Linked DNA regions of Homo sapiens: region 2 is linked to region 1. Evidence: chromatin loops called from intact Hi-C (ENCODE). Cell type or tissue: GM12878. All regions are shown on one strand. Links, peaks and the distances in the headings refer to the core of each region. The heading gives the core; the rest is flanking DNA.

Evidence for each region. Hi-C counts contacts between places; a loop is a spot of excess contacts. Peaks named below come from ENCODE experiments on the same cell type or tissue, not always from the same donor. Only the 100,000 strongest peaks of a DNase experiment are listed, where the experiment ranks them.
Region 2: it touches region 1 in a loop (4-fold over the local background); 1 of 110 quality-filtered maps calls a loop at or near these places.

What each region holds. Positions count from the first base shown.
Region 1 is chr3:156,954,412-156,962,516 of GRCh38, reverse strand. All of the region lies in intron 6 of LEKR1 (leucine, glutamate and lysine rich 1), which reads right to left. Among named protein-coding and RNA genes, the nearest start is that of LINC02029, 120 kb to the left of the region's middle. In GM12878, for the core only: no CTCF peak of the experiment used is centred there; a DNase peak (open chromatin) is centred at 4,616; H3K4me3 peaks cover 357 bases; H3K27ac peaks cover 1,029 bases.
Region 2 is chr3:157,059,645-157,067,749 of GRCh38, reverse strand. No RefSeq gene overlaps it. Among named protein-coding and RNA genes, the nearest start is that of LINC02029, 18 kb to the left of the region's middle. RefSeq lists an enhancer at 2,976-3,105 and a silencer at 3,376-3,455. In GM12878, for the core only: no CTCF peak of the experiment used is centred there; a DNase peak (open chromatin) is centred at 3,230; H3K27ac peaks cover 402 bases.

The DNA of each region.
Region 1 (8,105 bases), core at 1,974-6,973:
TTCTAAAAAAGATTTCTTAGAATTTTAGTTAATACTGCCTGGCTTGCAATTTGTCTAGAGATCAGGCTAAACTTTTTGTCCATCTACTTTTGGACACAGAAGCAGCCCACAGTGGTTCATTATCAAGCTGGTCTCTTTTAAGGGCTGTTGGATTTAATACAACTAAAAATAATTACAAACTTCCTTGGTTTTCTGTTTGTAAAATCAGCACTTTCCCCTTTTATTTGAAGCCAAGGTCATATTATTCCAACTAAAGTCCAACAGTTCAAAAGGAATCATAAAGGCTGATCAAGTCACTACAGTGAGTGCTCTCTGAAAATCAGACCTTGCAGGTAAGGTCCTTGTGGATCTGTGTTCATAGATCTCTATCTGCCATACAGACGGATGACTCCTGAATTAAACATAGGCACTCTCTTCTTCAGTAACCTTTTCTAAGAGCAGGCAGACTACTGTTACAGCTAATCAGGGCTGACTAGAAAATAAACAAGTCGAGGTGAATACACCTTTGGGCAAAGAGAAATTAAAATGTATAGCTTTCTTCTGAAATTAAAGTAGTATTTAAAGAAATTTGAATGCTTGTATACTAAATATAATCATTTGGTTTGCTATCACATCAGGAAAGTTACTTTAAAATACATTTGAATATATAGTTCTTTAGATGATCTTACATTTTATCTTGCCTATTCTAATGTATTAAGGTAGGTAAGAAAAGCTACCATATTCCCAATTTACAGATGAAGTAACTGAGACATAGAAATTAATAACTTATTCAAAGGGCCTATACAAGGCCTAAACAGTACCAGAAAGCAGAACTGTTTGGATCCCAGCTCAGTATTTTTTCCAACTGAACCACATCACTCATTTTGTGACTTGAATCACAAGCACTAAACAAGCTACTAATTAAGGAATGCAGTACTTACATATGCTACAACATGGATGAAACTCACAAACATTATCCTAAGTGAAAGACGCCACACACAAAAGACCGCATATTGTATGGTTCTATTTGTATAAAATGTCCAGGATAGGTAAGTCTATAGAGATAGAAAGTAGGTTAAGGATTGTTGGAAAGGGGCAGGAGTGTAAGGGGAGTGGCTGTTGATGGCCACAAAGTTTCTTTTTGGTGTGAAAGAAATCTCCCAAAATTCGACTTTGCTGATGGTCACACAACTCTGCAAATATCCTAAAAACCACTGAATTGTACACTTAAAGTGGGTGAATTTTGTAATTTGTGAATTTTATCTCTGTAAAGCTGTTTTAAAAGATTCAATTAGGATGTTAAAATGTTATATGCAAAATCATTTTTTAAAGTATTTGTGTTATTTACTATACTGAACAGCTTACTAAAATTAAAAAGTCAAAAGTTTTTTCACTTGGAATAAATTTGAAAGTTGGTAAAATAAATTAAGGAAGGATATTAAAAATAAGCTGAATGCTGAAGTGACTTATTTGAACTCTGTCTTCCAATATTTGTGACTGCTGACAAAAAGTAAAGGACATTTTATTCTAGCAGGTGGAAGGAAAATCATTTAAGTAGACTGACTGTGGGTCACAATGACCTCTGAGAGGATTATATCAATTGAGATAAATTGTGCATTTTGGAAGTTATTAGTGTGAGCTAAACATAAAATTACAGAACTTAGGTAAATAAATCTTCAAAAGGAAACAAAAAATTTGGTCTTCAAATTTTTACTTCATATGTTGGCTTTTCTATGAAAAAATCAAATTTTGGCATTAAGAGTTAGGTTGCTATTGATAGCCCATTATTTACTCCTAAACCACTATTAAACTATATGCACCAGAATTAACACATGTATTTAAATTTTTGAGCATCTCTATTTCAAGACAGAAATAAAGGGAAAAAATGTGGGGAAAACAAAGTTAAAAGTTTTTCATGTAGAAAAGTAATGATCATAAAAACCGTATGCTTGGGCCAGGCATGGTGGCTCACGCCTGTAATCCCAGTACTTTGAGAGGCCTAGGAGGGCAGATCACCTGAAGTCAGGAGTTTGAGACCAGCCTGGCCAACATGGTGAAACCCCGTCTCTACTAAAAATACAAAAATTAGCCAGGCTTGGTGGCGCATGTCTGTAATCCCAGCTACTCCAGAGGCTGAGGCACGAGAATCACTTGAATCCAGGAGGTGGAGGTTGCAGTGAGCCGAGATCGCGCCACTGCACTCCAGTCTGGGCAACAGAGTGAGACTCCATCTCAAAACAAAACCAACCAACCAACCAAACAAAAATCATATACTTGAATCAAAGCTGAAACTTTTCAGTGGTGATTTACAAGGAAACAAGTAACAAAATGTGAAAAATATGAGCATTTATTTAACTTTGGAAACAAGAAAATGCCATCAGAGTTAGAACCAGAATCATAGCATATCAGAGCCCAAAGGGCCTTCCAAGGTCTTAGTTCTATCCATTCATTGCCTAGGTGTGGACATATATTCATTAAGGATAAATGGCATGTCAGAGTCACCTGCCTAATGTGTGAAAGGGTCATCATGTTCTGATTCTTGGCTTAGCATGCTTTCAATTAATACCACATTGGTAGGGAACATGGGTGGGGGGGATGAAAGGTACAGCAGAGAGATATTTACATAGTTTGAAATGAAGAAAGATAAAGTTTATTCTAAAAGTGAATTCAAAAGTAAGAAATAAGGGACTATAAAATATTAGAACAGTTTTTAAAATATAAGGAAGCACAATAGTGACATAATATTCAGCAAACATTAACAAATTCAGGTATAAAATATATATTTCATGTTAGTTAAAAAAAGGATAAAATGTTAACTCATTGATTAGGAGAGATAACCTAAGAAAGAATAAGGAACAACTAAAGGCATGGATAATAAAAGGCCACAGTATAGAAATTCAAGTGAAATGAATGAAGGGATTGCAATATTCAGGGGAAATGGATAGTATAGAGTTTGAATTCTCTGAAGAAAAAAAGGCAGAGTGGTGGGATAGAAGGTGGGGCAGAGAATTAGGCCAGGAACACAGAAAGGAAGATGTTCAATTAGTACCACAAAAGAAGCCTTATTGTGATACTTAGCACTTAAAGTTAGTTCTACAACTGCAGAGAAGTTGGTAAAATGGCTTATAGGAAAGAGTATATAAACAATGCAAATGCTTAGAATTGAACTTATGATTATTAATTAAAATAAGCCATTTAGAAAGTTCATAACAAAAAGTGAATTTAAGTGATTTCTAATATATTCTTTAAACAAACAATTATTTTCTTAAAAACAGGACAAAAGAAAGAAGAGATGAGTGGTGTATCAGTCTGCCCTTATTTGATGTGCCCAAAGAAAATCTAAAATACTATGTCCATTATATTAACCTGATGATTTATCTGGGGAGAAGATATTCACTGTAATGTATTGGTTTTTCCTTTTCTCAAAAGCTTAACATGATATCTGAGAAGACTTTAATAAGCTGGAAAAGCTATGAATGGTGCTTATCAAGATAACAAAATCTTACAGACATAAGTCAGCTAATAACAAAAGTTAGGCATGCATTTAAAAGAAAGCAGATTAAGAAGATGGCTGAAGTTCATTAAAATTATGAAAGTAAATGTCATAAGATGGTAGAGAAAGTAAAGCCAAACAAAACGATTTGAATGGGAACATAATTGGAACTAGAGAAATTTACAGGAGACAAAAAAAATACCTTGTTGAGAATCACTAAAGTTAAAAGTACCTGTATATAAAACCAGTGTGAAGCTAGGAGGTGAGAAGTCTTGTGAAGACCCATGAAGAGTTGAAGGACACCTGCATACTAGAAGTCAAGGTGAAGAGAAGGCCCGTTGGCTGGCGTGTGGGAGATGTCCAATAAATACTTGCTGAAAAAATGAAATCAGTTCCAGGACATGGTCAGCCCAAGGTCAATAGATGGGAACATCTATTGTGGTTAGAAGCTAGTGAATAGGTTAATAGACAGTAGGCAGAGATAAAATCAGGTTCTAACAAGTAGGAAATAGGTGGTAGGAAGGGAGCAAAGGGGCAGGCTTGGGGCACTGGAGGTGGGAAAATCAGGAAAGTCCCTCATGGACCCTAGAGACAAGAAGAAAGTTATAATTACTTTGCAATAAAACACTGCAAAATCTGAGATGGAAACTTTGCTGTCTTTCCTGAACTTGTAGTTCTATAGTCTTTCTAAACCACTGTAAATACTTTTGCCAAATGAATTGGGAAGAAAAATATGTTGGTATAATCAGTTCACCAGAAAGATATCTGTGGATAAAGCAAGAAGTACACTTGTGAACATGTTTCTAAATGTTTTGACAATTTCTATATGGGGACCCTGATATGAGAATGAGTAAGATTGTTGGTTGTTAAAACAAAACAAAACAAAAAAACCAACCTGGTACCCTTCACAGATAGGTACGTAGTGAAGTGGTACTTGTCATCGCTAGTTGAGAATAGGGCTAATAATCCTGTCCACTTCTGACTTATTAATTTTAAATGATTTCAACCAAGAGAAATGTAACAGCCTTTCAAAAATGTTTTCTCTGTTATCACAGCTTGGGTGTTATCCATGGTGTGAATCTATTCAACACCAGCAGCAAAAATGAAACCCTAATTTAGTCTTGAAATTATGTGGGGTCAGGCATGGTGGCTCATGCTTGAGGCCAGGAGTTTCAGGTTACAGTGACCTATGATCATGTATTCCAGGCTGGGTGACAAAACAAGACCCTCTCTTTAAAAGGAGAGAGAGAAAGAGAGAAAGGAAATAAATAAATAAATAAAAATAGCTCTTTGCTCTGCAATTATACTGCCTTTTAGAAGAGGCTATATTCTATCTACAACTGCATAACCTATATATGAAGACTGAAAACATCTGAAAAGTACAGAGAACACTGATCTACACTGTACGTTTGCTTTGGATATAGACTGGACTTAATAAAGGTAAAATCTTAATGAGTATAAAAACTGTGGCTAATTACAGTACTGTATTGTTTTGAGGAGTTTTTTTTTTCACTGTAGGAGGTAGAATGTGAGCTAAATCTTGAAAGATGTGTTGGGTGATTTTTTTTTTCTTTTTTGAAGATAGTTTATTGCTAAAACACCAACAGAAAAAAATTTAAAAGAGAAAAAAAATTACTCCTTTCCATCACCTAAAATTTATTCTCATATTTCCAAGTTCCTTTCTGGTTTCTGTTCACAAATACACCTATTCTGATGTAACTGTAATTATATTACACATATAATTTTGTGGATTCTTTTTACACTGTAACATAATCATAAGCATGTTTCTATGTTGATGCCCAGTGGTCATATTGTCATTTTAAAAGTCTGCGTAATGTCCTAAATGTTGGCATGGGATAATGTATTACTCCTATCATTAGTGTTGGGCATAAATTAGTTCTAATTATTCACTATTATAAATGTGATCTTTCCACAAAAATAATTTTCTTCTTCTGATTGTTTTCTAAGTATAAATTATCAAAAAGGAGATAACTAATCACAAACATTTCTGTGGGGTGAAAAAAATACAGTAATAACTTATGTCACCAAATGAAGGAAAACTTTACCATTAAAGTCTTTGTACTAATTTAAAAAGTAGAATTTTATTTAGTTAGTTATTAGTAATTGAACATTTTGTGTTTATTATGTGTTTTTCCTGTGTTAATGGTTTGTTTCTGTCTTTCACCCATTTGCTTGGGGTCTTGGAGTTTTCTTACACAGTTGAATAAATCCTTTACATGGTGTGGATTTTAACACTTCATATATCATATATGAAACAAATACTTTTTTGTCAGTCTGCTGTTTTTAGGTTGTTTGGCAGATTTGAACTAAAAAATTCTACCTTTTTAATAGACAAATTCTGTCAGTGTTACTCTTTGCAATTTTTAAGGTGCTGCTTTATCCCTCCATAATTAGGATACATTCTGTATATTTTTATTGTGTGCTAGTTTGCCTTGAGGCTTATTTTGATGTAATGTTTATTTCCTTTGGTTATCTCTATAGCACTTATTATATAATTTTGCTTTTTCCCCATTGTTAATGATGCTTACATTAATATCTGATTCTACTTCTGGATTTGCTACACTGTTCTAAAGATATATACTGCCATTTTCGCAGCAGCAGAACATCCCTATAAAAACATAGTTTAAATATGCTAGGGCTAGGTGGCCAAACATGGATTTTCACTTCCAGGCTTTTAAAAATATATTTTTCCCAAGATCTGATCCAAGAGCAATTGATGCCAAGAAGCTGAAGGAGTAGAGGGATCAACTGCTGTTCAGGACCAGAGGAGAAAGCAAGTGAGGTAGGTGTCCAATGTCTTAGGGACACAGAAGCTACATCCTCACCAGAGAGTTCTTGTGGAATGATTTTGGCTGTGAATCTAGCAGCCTCCCTTTACTGGGTTCCTAACCACTTTCTCAGCCTGGTTCTTCCACCCTCTTAGATATTCTGAATATCTAATATCCTTTCAATAAATTACTTTACTGTTTGAATTAAAGTTAGTTTTGGCTGATTGTGACTAACTAAAAAAATTCACAAATGCTGTTCTTTTTGAAAATGTAAGCTACTTACTTTTTTTTTTTTTTAACTATTCTACAGTATGAACATCCTTTTCCCAACATTCCTTATTATTATTTTTAAGCTAGTGCTGAACTTGTCTGGCCATAAGAACCAGCATCATCCTAATAGCCAAACCTGGCAGAGATGTAACAACAACAACAACAACAACAACAAAAAGAAAACTTCAGGCCAATATATCCCTGATGAACATCAATGCAAAAATCCTCATTAAATATTGGCAAACTGAATCCAGCAGCACATCAAAAAGCTTATCCACCATAATCAAGTTGGCTTCATCCCTGGGATGCAAGCTTGGTTAAACATATGCAAATCAATAAATGTGATTCATCACATAAACAGAACTAAAGACAAAAACCACATGATGATCTCAATAAATGGCAAAAAGGCCTTTGATAAAATTCAACATCCCTTTATGTTAAAACCTCTCAATAAACTATGCATTAAGGGAACATACTTCAAAATAATAAGAGCCATATATGACAAACCCACAGCCAATATCATACTGAATGTGCAAAAGCTAGAAGTATTTCCCTGGAAAACTGGCATAAACAAAGATGCCCTTTCTCACCACTCCTATAAAACATAGTATTGAAAGTTCTGGCCGGAGCAATCAGGCAAGTGAAAGAAATAAAGGATATCCAAATAGGAAAATAAGAAGTCAAATTATCTTTATTTGCACATAACATGATCCTACACCTAGAAACCTGTCTCAGCCCAAAAGCTTCTCAAGGTGATAAGCAATTTCAGCAGTCTCAGGATACAAAATAAATGTGCAAAAACATTCCTATACATCAACAACAGGTGAGCCAAGAGCCAAATAATGAATGAAATCCCATTCACAACTACTATAAAAAAAATTTTTAAAACCCTAAGAATACAGCTAACAAGGGAAATGAAAAACCTTTTCAAGGAGAACTACAAATGACTGCTCAAGGAAATCAGAGAGGACACAAACAAATGGAAAAACATTCCATGCTCATGGATAGGAAGAATCAACATTATTTAAATGGCCATACTGCCCAAAGTAATTTATAGATTCAATGCTATTCCCATTAAACTACCATTGACATTCTTCACACAACTAGAAAAAACTATTTTAAAATTCATATGGAACCTAAAAGAGCCTGACTAGCCAAGGCAGTCCTAATCAAAAAGAACAAAGCTGGAGGCATCATGCTACCCGACTTCAAGTTATACTGCAAGGCTATAGTAACCAAAACAGCATGGTACCAGTACAAAAACAGACATATAGAACAATGGAACAGAATAGAGAACTCAGAAATAAGACAGCACACCTACAACCTCTGATATTTGACAAACCTGACAAAAGCAAGCAATGGGGAAAGGATTCCCTATTTAATAAATGGTGCTGGGAGAACTGGCTAGCCATGTGTGGAAAACTGAAACTGGACCCCTTTCTTATGCCATATACAAAAATCAACTCAAGATGGATTAAAGGCTTAAATGTAAAACCCAAAGCTATAAAAACCCTAGAAGAAAATCTAGGCAATATCATTCAGGACGTAGGTACAGGCAGAGATTTCATGATGAA
Region 2 (8,105 bases), core at 1,220-6,219, 110 kb before region 1:
ACTACAGGCATGTACCATCATGCCCAGTTAATTTTTGTGTTTTTAGTAGAGATGGGGTTTCATCATGTTGGCCAGGCTGGTCTCGAACTCCTGTCCTCAAGAGATCCACCCATCTCGGCCTCCCAAAGTGCTGGGACTACCGGAGTGAGCTACCACGCCCAGCCCAAATGCTGGAATTTTCTTAAAGGAGGTGGGGAAGGAAGGAACTGAATAAGGCCTCATCCCCTTTGAAATATAAATACCTTTGTTTAGGAGGTTGTGGTCTTGGAGCACAACAGCTACTAACAGGTGCCTGGGGTCATGCCGGGAAACCACAAGGGCAAAAAGTAACAACAACAGCTGATTTGAGAGACATATTTTTCCTTAGAAGGTATACAGGGCCATCACTGCTTGAAATATTCACACATACAAATTCAAGGAAGGGGCACACCTATTTGGCACGAGCCCTGTGGCTGTGGTTAGAGAAGATTTGAATATTTTGAGTGTGCAGGAAGGTGAACTTCATGTATCTTTACCTTAGCTTCCTTAGGCTGGGGCTATCTGTCAGCTACAGAGCAGCCCACAGGCAGGCGGAGCTGTGATGAAGCACATTTGTTCAAACACAGCAAATGGTGTTTGAAAAAACCACCACTCTTGCTTTTTTATGAAGCTATTACACTCTGTCATGTCAGGGAGCTGAGCCCAAGTGATGCCCAAGTGGCCATGATAGACTCACACTACAGGGCCTGGGAGAGCAGTGGGATTGTTTTTTTTCCTCGTTGAGGCAGTAAAAGATTGATTTTTGAGGCAGTGACTGAGGCATTATGCATTAATGACTACGCAGGGATTTTCATTCACATATCACGCACTGACAGTGGAAACTGAAGCTGCTGTGTAAGGTGCTGGCTCAATGCCCTTCCATGACTCCTTCCTCATCACGTCATTTGCCTGCCGAGATGCCGGGGCCTTCCGAATCATGGGGTCGATTGAGTAAAGGGCCCATGGTTTGGTGCAGGGCATCTCAAGCCAACACACGAGAATAACTGATGCAGCTGCTGAGATGAGAAGGTCTGCCGCAATGCTAATAACTCCACCTGGCTGCTCTCACATTTGACTTCTTGTATTCAGATTTGGAGAGACAGCTGGGAGCCTCTGATGAGAAAATAAAAAATTTACAACAATAAGCAAGCTGTCCTCTGACACCAGGAGAGGAACTCGCTTCAGCCCTGGCAAGAATTGCAGCTGGACTTTGTGAGGCACTGTTTCATCAGATGCCAAACATCATAGCAAGGGCAAGAATGACAAGAATTACAGTTTCTGCCCTGATGCACAGGTACTGATGGAAGAGATATTTCTGTGTTGATTTTGCACTTCTCAGGGCAAATCTGCAAAATAGATATCAAAGGAGATGTGGGCACTGGGCAAGGAGCCACACCAATCAACCATATAGAGCAGTCTGGAGGAGTCTCTCCCCATCTCCAACCCTCAGTTTTTCCCACCTGTTAAACACAGGCCACAATGTCTGTGCAGCCACCTCGCAGTGCAGTTAAAAGAACCGGTTTAAACAGTGTTTCTTAGCTTAGAGTCAATGGCTGAACAGGTTGCAGAGGGGCTGTAAAATCCTGAAATTTGCATGAAGCAATTTTTCCATATATGTCCATGTGCATCTTTTTGAGGAGGGGTTTGTCGCTTTCACTATATTCTTAAGAATATAGTCACTCTTAAGAGGTTAAGGGCCACTGTTCTAGGTAATGTGTGAAGGTGATGTATGTGTCCTGTAATTGAGCTATTATCAGCAAGCTTTTTGAGGAAAAAGGGACACAGAGGAGCACTTATTATGTGTTAGGGACTGTGCAGGACACACAGAGAATAGAAAAAAAAATGACCCTGGCCTTCTGGAGCATATGATAGACTTTAGATATGAGCCCAAAACAGATTAAAAGTTAAAAGGAAAAGCTAAGTGTAGGCAACACAGGTGAAAGGTCAGAAGAATGTAAGTGCCCCATAGAAGGAGAGAAATGGACTTCCAGCTACAGTGGGTTTAGGGATGGACACAGAGCGAGGGTGGGATTGAGTACAGGGAAAGGCAGGCAAGAGCATCTGTGGAAGAGGGATGGCCGGTGCAGCAGAGCTTGCATGCTGAGTTGACACGCTCCATGCCAGAGACCCTTAGATTGGGACTAAGTGTCACCGAAGAGAAGGCTGCGTTCAACAGATAGTTCTCAGGGTGACAGTTCATCCCAGGTGCCCTCAGACCCACATGACCTGCTCTTGGTCCTTCAGCCTCCGCTCTGCAGATGGGGCTGAGGGGCCCACCCAGAGAAGCCCTGTGGGGGAGAACAGAGCCTGCCCAGGACAGATATTCTCCTCCTTAGGAGCAAGTCCTCTTGACCCCCATGTTCCAAGCAGGAAGCTTTTCACATGTAGACTTTCTTCCTGCTGTGATGCACAAAAGCAGCCTCTTGCCAGTTAACAAAGTCTGCTGGAGCCTCCTGGGGCCATGCCTAGCACATCGTTACCCGAAGCAGACTAGGCAAACAAAGCCCTAGAAAATGAGAAAAAATGGAAATGATTTGATATTTTAGAAAAAAATATTGAAGTGTTTATCGTGGGGAAAACTGGAACCCTGTTAATATTTTTACTAGTATTGTATGGCATGGCAGTTTCTAAATTCTGCATGTGGTGGGGCCACTGTAACTCTTTCTGGGCAGAGTACTCTGTGATGATTCTACTCAGACCCTGGCTCCACAGACTGGCAAGGCCGCCCCTTCCCAAATCAGCAAGTGTCCTGGACCAAATGGTCATTTCTCCACTCCTCTGGGACTCTGAAAGAGCATTCTCCAGAGCTCTTGGGATCTTGCCTTGGCTCTGTGGATGTAAAGATCCCAAAGTCTTTCTAGAATGTACTCTTGAAGACTGAGTTGACTCTGGAGATCAGTGTAGGATCACTGTCCCCACTTTGCAGCCCCAAACCCACTTCCCAAGGGAGTAATTCATTACCTGCAGTCCTGATTACTCAAAGGAAATGTCTAATGACGTCTGCTCTGCAGTACCCAAGGACCTGAGACCAGGACTCCTGGCCTCTTTTCAGAAAGAGTGGAGTCTGCCATTTCCTGACCACCGCCCTGTCCTCAAGGGCAGCTCATCTCCCGTGTTACATTCCTGCATGAACCCCCGCCCTGATCCTGTGACTTGTCATGTGCCACAGTGCCATGAGATTTGTGTTACTTTGCTTCTGTTCCTGAAAGTTATCAGTTCCCCTTTTCTTCCTATCACTGCCTGGCTGAATGATGAGGGTGCCTGAGGGGAACTGGGTTTCTTCTTTCTGTTCGCGGGTACCAGAAGCAGCACACGCAGGGCCAATGGCTTCAGTTATAGCCACTGGGATGAGGCGTGATTCCTACAAGCCAGGAGAGAAAGACAAGCCTGAGAGATTTTGTCTCAAGGGAGAGACCTCTTGGGGAGAGCCAGCTTCCCATTGCCCCCTGTACTGATCTGGTTTTAGCATTCCTCTCAAACAAAGCCAGGCAATATCTTTTGGGCTCTCTTTTCTGCACTAGGCTCATCAGATGGAGGAGGGGACTCTGGCCCAGCAGAAGGCAGCAGGAGTCTGGCTTTGGCTCTCAGTCAAGACTCCTTCCAGTTCACTTGCTCCCTTGTTGTTTTTAATCAGTCAAAGCCCAGAGCTCCAGATGAAAAAGAAGTGGGGAGGGAGAAAGGCTAAACCTCAGTTCAAGTTAAAGCAGGATTATTTATTTTAATTATTTATTCATACCAACTTCCAGCACAGCACCACATACACGATGGCTGGTATTTAGAATTTCTCAGTCGTGTCTGATCAAAGCTTAACAGTTCCTGGGTCTCTTCACTTCCACAGAATTCTACTTTGGTGGGGTGTGGTGGGGTGGGGAGGCAGGAGTTCGATGTGGGAAATTAATTTGGGCTCAGAGATTAACAATGGTTAAATCTTAGTGTACCTCACCTGCCAGGTAACATGGTATGGTAAACAGTTTTGGTTTTGGCTGGCTGTGCCCTGACCTACCTCTAAGAATTACTTATTCTACATATGGAAAGTTGTTAGTCAGGGTGTCTGCCTTTCTCTGGCCTGGGGTAATGCATGTGAGCCACATGAGGTCGGTCAGATCCTCCTTCCTTGGAATCTGACATTTGAACAAAGTCATCAAAAGATGGAAACCAACTGGAGCTCATTTGTGATTCACAGTTGTGTAGCCAAGCGACCCCAATGAGGAGGTCCTAGGTCTTGATTCTGTGCTGCTTCTTGCCTATGGCGTCACCCCGGTTCCTGTTTGTTCTTTCCTAGTTTCTGGACCTGATTTCCAGTTGAGCTATTGAAAGATCAGCTGTTTTTCCAGTAAATTCCCTTTTGATTTAGATGAGCCAAGGTCAGTTTCTGTTGCTTGCTACTCAAGGAGCTCTAACTACACCCACAGTGAACCTTTGTTTCTCAGAATCCCTTTAGTCACACACAGGTTTCAGAATGGTGCCCTAAAATTGTGCTAGAAGCAAATAAAATCTTTGTGTTGACTTGGACTGTGTTGTAATCATTTCCTACAATTTATTTCCTTAATTGCCAAGTTCCTACTGGCTATTCATTGATTGTAGTTTGTAGCCTGTCTTTTGGTTTCTTTCAGCATTTTTTAGTTCATGTCACGCTTGGCCAAAACTCCCCACCCCATTCCTGGGACCAGGCTTGCTTTCCTCATGGTCTGCCGCTTGACAATCTCCAGGCAGAAGACACTCAGATACCTGCTAGGGAAACACAAACCCGGACAACATTTCTATAAGCCACATTAGAAAAACTATCAGCAAGAGCTTCTAAAATGTTCTTTCTTTTTGAACTAGTTATTTAGCTAGTTTGGAAACTTACCCTAAGAAAATTGTGAGAGAAGCATAAAGATTAAGTATATTTGTTACAGTGTTATTTTGTAGTAGCAAAAACTAGAAAACATTTCCCAGCAACAGAGAATCGCTCAAGTAAACAATGATATATTCATATGACAATGTGTGATGTATCAATTCAAAATCATGATTTTGTAGATTATTTAATGCTGTGAGGAAAATTCTCACAATATCTGTGTACCAGGAGAGAAAAAACAAACCAAGGCACAAAACTGTACGCACAGGGTAATCTCAACTTTTTTTTCTTTCAAATTGGGAAGGACCGCACCAACATATCAGCAGTGGTTAACTCTTGGTGGTGTGATCACGAGTGTGTTAGCAGGCTATACACTCTTTGAAGTCAGGAACTCTGTCTTGCTTAAGGTTATAGCTCTAATTCTTAGCTCAGGTCCAGGCACATAGCTTGCCTTGAGATAATGAATGAGCTTCTTTATGTTTTTCCATAGTTGTATTGCTAGAGATCAATAGGTACCAAAACAGTCCTACTTGAACTTCTCCCTGTTTGTGAAACCTTCACTGATCCTCCCTGCCCTTCCCAGAATCCCAAGCCCAAAATTCAAATCAATCACTCTTAGCTCCAAAAGTTTCTCTTTACACCTTTATCAGAGTATTGGCTCATCTTGTCTTTCTCCAGGAGATGATGAGTCCCTTAAGGGAAACAACTCTAAATCATTTTGTATTCTCAGAGCACTTAGCAGTGTCCAGCACACTGATTCCTTCTAAAAAAGTTTTATTTTATTTTAGATTCAGGAGATACATATACATGCTTGTTACATGGATATATTGCATAAGGGTAGGGGTTGGGCTAGTGTGTTACCCAAATAGTGAACATTGTACTCGATAGATAATTTTTCAAACCCCCACTCCCCTCCCAACCTCTTTGGAGTCCTCAGTGTCTATTATTTTCATCTTTGTGTCCATGTGTACCCATTGTTTAGCTCCCACTTTTGAGAACATGTGATATTTGATTTTCTGTTTCTGAGTTAGTTCACTTAGAATAATGGACTACAGTTCCATCCATGTTGATGCAAAGGATATGATTTCATTATTTTTTTATGGCTGTGTAGTACTCCATGGTGTGTGTGTGTGTGTGTGTGTGTGTGTGTGTGTGTGTGTGTGTATATATAGACACCTGCACATGGGATATATATATATATATATATATATATATATATATATATATATATATCCCATGTGCAGGTGTCTTTTTTATATAATGATTTCTTTTCCTTTGGGTTAATACCCAGTAGTGGGATTGCTCTGAATGGTAGTTCTATTTTTAATTCTTTGAGAAATCTCCACACTGCTTTTCATAGAGGTTTAAGTAATTTACATTCCCACCAGCAGTGTATAGACATTCCCCTTTCTCTGCATCCATAACGACATCTGTTGTTTTTTGTTTTTAATAATAGCCCTTCTGACTGGTGTAAGATGATATCTCAGTGTGTTTTCAATTTGCATTTCTATGCAAATTAAAACTTTTTTTTCATGTGTTTGTTGGCCACTTGTATTTCTTCTTTTGAGAAATGTCTCCCATGCACTGCCTAGTTTTTCATGGGGTTTCAGCACATTGAATCTAATTGATGGTCCCTCTGTTCCTGTTACTATAGTATAGTGCACATGGGAGAAAAAAAGTTGATAGAGAAGCCAAATCTAGTATGTATGTCAGGCTCTCACGGGATTTTGGCTATCTTCAGGATTCTAGGCTGCAACTTGATATCACAATGGGATGGCATTACACCTGTAAACCATCCCAAGGGTCTTAGTTTTCTAGGGCTGGCATACCAAATACCAAAGACTGGGTGGATTAAACAACAGACATTTATTTTTTCACAGTTCTGGAGGCTGGAAGTCCAGGCTCAGGGGATCAGCAGGTTTCATTTCTCCTGAGACCTCTCTGCTTGGCTTGTACTCGGCCACCTTCTCATTGTGTCCTTACATGGCCTTCTCTCCGTGTGCAAGCATCTGGCGTCCCTTCTTCTTATAAGGACATCAGTTGTATTGCATTAGGGTCCTACCCTTATGACCTCATTTAAATTTAATTACCTCTTTAAAAACCTTATCTCTAAATATAGTTATATCGGGGGTAGACCTTCAACATACGAATTTTGGGGGGACACAATTCAGTCCATAACATGAAGGGACACAGTAAATTCTTAGTTATTGTTTGCATTCCTGTACTTGTAGATGTCAGGGAAAAGAAACAATGAACACAGTGATCAAAATTTTATCCATAAACACTGTCCTAGTCATAAGTTCCAGGCTTATATTGCTGTTGCTCTCATATCCCTTTAAAATAATGACCTACCTAGGTAATAGAAGTCTGTGACAACTTGCCTTTCTCCACAGCCAATAACAAGATCTGATTGCATGTAGGTTTTGTTTGTTTGATTGTTTGAAGCCCAAGGAAACCTCAAACAATTCTTTAGTATCATCATCAACCCACAAAACAGTATTGATTGCAAAGTAATGCACAATATGTCACTTGTGTACAAGACAGTGGTCTTTAATCGCAACACCATCCTTTACTGAGGCTAAAGAACAATGAAGAGGTTTGGGAAAGAAGTTGCTACAAGCAATCAGAGGATGGTTTAAGGACATGCAGTAATGCCAGATTGATGGAAACTATTCTTCAACATTTTCCTTCTCAAATTAATTCCTAGTAATTTCCTTTTTAATCAGTTTCTTCTTATTGTTTTATGTTATATTATAAAAATAGGGGGAGGGAGAGAGAGAAGATAATCTTCTATTGGTTTAGGGCTATTTTATGCCTATATCTATGGTTGCTGGAAGAGGCATAGAGCAAATATTCAAGGTCACATATTTGCCCCTTGAAATTCAAATTAAAATGCACCTATCTTGCAATTTTTGCTTCTTGTTTTCAGCTGGTCTTTGTAACACTATCTCACTATCAAACCAGCCCTCTCCCCACTTCTCCTTCCACCTTAGTTTCAACACTTAAGGAATGAGAGAACATTTCTTGTTCTGATTCATGGTATCACTAGTGCATGCTCTACATGAATCTATCAGCTCTCATTTTCACATAATGTGGCATGTTTACACAATCACCACCCTGCCTGTATGGAGTCTTCTAATTTAAAAGTTTTTTTCATGTGAAAATCATTTCTGAAATACATTTTCTTTGCCATTTCAAACACATTAAAAATTTGGTTCCAATCTGTAAGAAGGATTTATCTGTGTGCAAT